Regions from separate parts of the Homo sapiens genome. Here region 1 is linked to region 2. A link is a loop called in an ENCODE intact Hi-C map of the cell type or tissue named here. Cell type or tissue: heart left ventricle. All regions are shown on one strand. Each heading gives the region's core, and the rest is flanking DNA. Links, peaks and the distances in the headings are about the cores only.

Region 1 (2,920 bases), core at 223-2,722, 60 kb before region 2:
TCTTGCAGTAGATCTCATTGCTTCTCACACAGGTCTTCACAGGGAATTCTTTGCCTGCCCTAGGTTTGGATCATGCCACATTACCAATTAACCCATTACTCATAAAATTCTCAGGGATTATGGTAAAAAAATTGGATTATGCATCAGTTCTTTAGATATTGGTTGGAAGTTATAGGCAGGCTGAACACATTTTGTTGGACTTGAGTTAAGTTTAATGCTTTGATGCCTGGAATACGACCCCAGCTTGTTATAAGTTAACCATTTTGTTCCCTAAAGTGGTAGCAAAACCTGTTTTATTTCTGAGCTGTGTTTGAGTGCAAGCTAAAAAGTGTAGGGGTTGTTAAGAAATGATATAAGATAAATTCAGCCTTTAAAAAAGAAATCACCTGAGCATATTAAGCAGCTTGTTTATATTGGTATGCCTGCAGCAAGCATATACATCACAAATGAGAGATATTGTGTTATTAAAGAATAGGCTTACTTGATCCCCAAAGTTCATCCCTTGCTAAGCCAGGAAAGAGGATTTTTAGGGTATGCAACCAGGTTCTTCACTTTGAATGTAAAAGGTTTAATATTCCATTTGTACTCCATTTCTCTTTAATTTCCTTAACTTGCCACATGCCCCTTTGTTTTGACATTCTGAATAGTTTATATTCAAGCCATTTTGTGAAATATGAATAGCACATTTCAAAATGCCTTTGATTGGAAGGCGTTTAAGTCAGCCAACATTTACATATCACCTGGGTGCCAAGCCCTGTGTGTGAGGCACCTGGTCTGCAAAGAGTTCCTTTCTTTATTTTCAGTTGCCAAAGGAGTCACTTTAATACTTCAGTAGGCCAGAGTCAGCATTTGAGAGAAACAGCAAAGATCAGATTTCAAGTCCTTTGAGTAAAGTTGTTTGTAATCAGCTATTATGTAGCAAGTACTGTCTAGAAGCCTACTTTTCCTCCAGGAACTTAATTCAGCAGCTGCTTAGAACTTTTAACTTCTCAAAGTAAAATACTTTTTGGATACATGTTTTTATTATATTCCTTATAAGGTTATAAATAATGGTTGAAAACATGATCCCTAGTGCCACACTGTCTAGCTTTAAATCCAAGCCCTAACTGTGTCCGTGGACAAGTTACTTAACCCTTCTGTGAATGAGTTTCCTACCTTAAAATGGAATTATGTGGGGCCGGACACAGTGGCTTATGCCTGTAATCCCAGCACTTTGGGAGGCCGAGGCGGGCAGATCACAAGGTCAGGCAATTGAGACCACCCTGGCCAACATGGTGAAACCCCATCTCTACTAAAAATACAAAAATTAGCTGGGCTTGGTGGTTCACGCCTGTAATCCCAGCCACTCGGGAGGCTGAGGCAGGAGAATCGCTTGAACCAGGGAGTCAAGTGGTTGCAGTGAGCCGAGATTGTGCCACTGCACTCCAGCCTGATGACAGAGCGAGACTCCGTCTAAAAAAAAAAAAAAAAAAGGATTTTTGTGGTTATTACATGTAAAGCTCTTAGGACAGTGCCTGGCACATAATACCTAATGTTTTATTAAACAGTTGCTGTTAGCTGTTAAGTATGGAGGGCAAGAGTTATTATCTATATTCGATACATGGACATAAAAGTTCAGCTCATTCCTGTTCCCTTTCCACTAACAGCTGCAGTCTGCAAAGGTCTTCACAAATCAGAATCAACTGGTAATTAAAAAAAAAACAACAAAAGCATGAATGTTGCCTGGACCTCCCAGTCCCAGCACTTTTCAAAAGGAGCAAGTAGGTCTGTGGGGAAAAATCAAGTTTGAAATTCATGACTTTGTCTCGCCAGGTACACATGAAAATTACGGAGATTATTTCATATGTGGCCTGTAGCCACTGTTCAAAGAGACCATAATCTTCAAATCTATATCCTGAACTCTTAAACAAACCAAAGCCTTTGCTCACACAAAGCCCACCCTCCCATTTCCTGACTGCTGCCCCCAGCTCTGCTACATTGTTTAAGATGTGATCACCTTTAGAGAGGAAGCTGCAGCTGCTGGTCTTTAGAGCCAAGAGCCAACTCGTACTTGCTTGTTGGGCTATTGTGCTCTCTTGCTTATGAGCAGACAAATAAAATAGGTAAAGTTCAAAACAAGCCATGTTGCTGTCTGTTAGTAGTAGGATACAAAAGAAGATTCAAACATTTCATTGAAGTATAATGAAGACTCTAGATTCTTTGCTCTCACTTGATGAGATTCTTCCCCAGGCTACTCTGTTTTTGATGCCAATAAAACTTGTCATTCTCACATCAGTGTGAAAATACCAGCCCTGAAAGTTAGCTTGATATTTGGGTGTATAAATCCAACATTGGGGTTTCAGCTGTCATCTAAGCATTGAATTTATGCTGCCACTGATGCTATTAGGGACCCTAGTTTCCAATTTACAGGAACTTAAGGAATGTGGTATGCTTTTATTAGAAGCTGGTATCTGCTCCTGCAAATAGTCCTGCCACCTTGTATCCCCTTCATGGGTTTGTGCCAGTTATCAATTCAAATGAATATGTTAAGAGCTGGGTTGTTTTTTTCTTGATAACAACCTTGCTTACTTCTGAAGTCAAGGTCTAAAAGTAATTATACAAATCAACCCTTTATCAATCTATTACCACATGATATATGTTACTGAAACAAAACTAAGCCATCTGGCCTTGCTATGTTGACATGGAGTTAGCAAATATTGTTATACCACGTCACTTGATAATCATTCAGGATGACTGTTAATTTCTCTTTCACCTTTCCCCCATCTTCTGCAATATATTCAAACACAATTTTCCAAGAATTATTTGAAAAGAAGCATAAGGAGGATTTATTAAATGTAACTGAAATAACTTATTAGTGGTTCAGGAACTGAGAAGTTAAAATCCAGTGGGCATTGTTGCCTCTATAAGAGGCAACATTCAG
Region 2 (2,920 bases), core at 295-2,794:
CCCTGTCCTCTCAGTGGACAGAGCTGGGAAATGTACATATGTATATACTCACATATATGTACACATGCACACCTGTATCTGTTTCTATAACTATCTACTAAAAACCATGAGCCCTCACCAATGCCTCCAATTCCAATCCAACATCACAGGGTTTATTTTAGCCTTCCCCTTTCCATTTTTGTCTTTTTAATTTTAACTTTTATTTCCTTTGGTGCTCCTCAGCAGGACCCTTTCCATATTTGTAACTCTCTTCATTCACAGTGAGAGAATCAGCTTTCATTATCCTCTGTACATTTATATATTTGCCCAATCTTCCTGGATGTAACCAGTATTCTGGCCACTCTGGAGCCAGTCCTTGGTTCTGCTGCCCCACTGATTCCCACCAGTGACATCAGGACTAAATTCTTCCCTCACTAATTGCTGCTGGCCATGCTGGAGCCAAAGCCTAGACCCTGATGAAGGGCCCAGTAGCCTTGGTGAAGAAGCAGGAGGAATGTCAGGATTAATCACAGCTGATAATCTGTAAACCAGATGTGACAGGAAGATGAGGGAGCTTGGATACCGAGAATGCCAGAAAATATGCCATGGGTTTCAGGCGGGTTGTACAAGAAAAATGTGCCAGGAGATGCACCGAGTTGGTAGAAAATGGAGGAGTGGAAGTGCTGGAGATCTTGATAAAATCGAAGAATAGGTATGGTTAGGATGAAGCTATCTGGAGGACACAGCCACTTCCAAATAGCTGGCCAAATCCCTGATTATATCTTCACATGAACTGGGCTACAGAGAGACCCAATTCCACTGGAACTTTTATTATCAAGTGGGTCACATCCGGGAGAATTGCCATTAAGCAGACATTTTTCCAAACAGGGATTACAGGTGCTTCCCCTCCAGTAAATTAAACCCCTAATAGCAGAAGTAAAGGAAGCACATGTACACTCACACACAGACTGAATATAATACTGGCCCCCAATCAAAAATCATCAGGAAGTCAGACTTCAAGGCAAGCCCTCTGTCCTGAAACGACTCTTTCATGATCAGATAGCACAGGTATCAAAGAGAAAAGACAGAGATGGAGCTTTTGCAAGTTCCTGAACCCAGAAGCCATGGGGTTCTGAAAGACCAGCTGGAAACTGGATGAATTAATATCTGAATAGTTGAATAAACAAACCTGAGCTAGCCTTGCAGACTGAGTAGGATTTCTGTATGTGAGAGGGAGAAGGAGTGGAATTCCCATGGGAAGCAACCCAATTAAGGATCTAGAGCAAGCCACAAGCACGCGAGAACGGTATGACAGAACCATGGCTGCATCTGCTGCACTGGGGGTGACCTAGGTCAGGGCCGTAGCAGAGTCACGTCTCCAGGCAGCACCAGGCTGTCAGCGCTGTTTGGCAATGCAGCTGTGTGTCAGTTTCCTCCTTCATCCCTCTGTGGATATTCAGACTCCCGCCTCTCAGTGGACAGCCTTGCTGGCTTCAGTGATTAACATCAAGGCTATCAGTCATGAACTTCCTCAACCTCCTGTTTCTGCACCTACAAATTATTGTATTTATACCTACTCACAAATTCTTTCTTCCCCAGTCACAGGAAGAGATGTCCTATTAAAGACTAATTCCCCACACCACATTCATGCTTTCCTTTTTCCTCACAAAAACATCATTACTGCCGGGTGCAGTGGCTCACGCCTGTAATCCCAGCACTTTGGAAGGGCGACACGGGCGGATCACAAGTTCAGGAGATGGAGACCATCCTGGCTAACACGGTGAAACCTCGTCTCTACTAAAAATACAAAAAATTAGTCGGGCGTGGTGGCGGGCGCCTGTAGTCCCAGCTACTCAGGAGGCTGAGGCAGGAGAATGGCGTGAACCCGGGAGGTGGAGCTTGCAGTAAGACGAGATCGCGCCACTGCACTCCAACCTGGGCGACAGAGCAAGACACTGTCTCAAAAAAAAAAAAAAAAAAAAAAAAAAAATCATTACATCAGTTGTCACCCTCGACTCCTTTCAGGATCTTTCCCAAAAACTGTGAATAGGAAGTCTCATCATGAGCACATGAAACATTAATCCTATACCCTGTAGCTATTGCCCAATTCTATGGCTTAAATGGGTCCCTTCCAAAAATCAGGTGTTGTCAATGTGATAGAATTAAGAGGCATGGCCTTTAAGAGATTATTATGCTATGAGGGCTCCTCCTCTTGAATGGGATTAGGTATCCTAATAAAGGGATTCGAAGAGGAAATTGGTTCTCTCTTGCGCTTCTGCTTTCCACGTGAGGATGCAGCAAGAAGGCCCCCAAAAGGAGCCAGCATCTTGATTTTGGACTTCCCAGCCTCTAGCACGGTGAGAAACAAATTTCCTTTCTTTATAAATTACCCAGTCTGTGGTATCCTGTTATAGTAGCACAAAACAGACTAAAAATGCCTTTTCTTTCTCTTTCCTTTAACAGAAAAGCTTATTTTTTGTTAAATACTGTTTCACATTTTTCTCTACTTATAAAAGTAGTATACGTTCATTACAGAATATTTAGAAAACAAAGAAATATTTAGAAACAAAGAAAACTGTACAGAAAAAAAAAAAACCAACTTTGTAACCCTGCCACTCATTTTGGAATCTCTCCACCTGAGGAGACATATATATATATATATATATTTTTTTTTTTTTTTTTCAGATGGAGTCTTGCTCTGTCCCCCAGGCTGGAGTGCAGTGGCATGATCTCGGCTCACTGCAAGCTCCGCCTCCTGGGTTCATGCCATTCTCCTGCCTCAGTCTCACGAGTAACTGGGATTACAGGTGCGTGCCACCACACCCAGCTAATTTTTTTGTATTTTTAGTAGAGACAGGGTTTCACCGTATTAGCCAGGATGGTCTCGATCTCCTGACCTCGTGATCCACCCACCTCAGCCTCCCAAAGTGCTGGGATTACA

What was found. Hi-C counts contacts between places; a loop is a spot of excess contacts. Peaks named below come from ENCODE experiments on the same cell type or tissue, not always from the same donor. Only the 100,000 strongest peaks of a DNase experiment are listed, where the experiment ranks them.
Region 1: it touches region 2 in a loop (7-fold over the local background); 6 of 110 quality-filtered maps call a loop at or near these places.

The regions. Positions count from the first base shown.
Region 1 is chr1:212,105,709-212,108,628 of GRCh38, forward strand. No RefSeq gene overlaps it. Among named protein-coding and RNA genes, the nearest start is that of MIR3122, 30 kb to the left of the region's middle. In heart left ventricle, for the core only: no CTCF peak of the experiment used is centred there; no DNase peak of the experiment used is centred there; H3K27ac peaks cover 317 bases.
Region 2 is chr1:212,165,930-212,168,849 of GRCh38, forward strand. No RefSeq gene overlaps it. Among named protein-coding and RNA genes, the nearest start is that of MIR3122, 90 kb to the left of the region's middle. In heart left ventricle, for the core only: no CTCF peak of the experiment used is centred there; a DNase peak (open chromatin) is centred at 1,342; H3K27ac peaks cover 1,038 bases.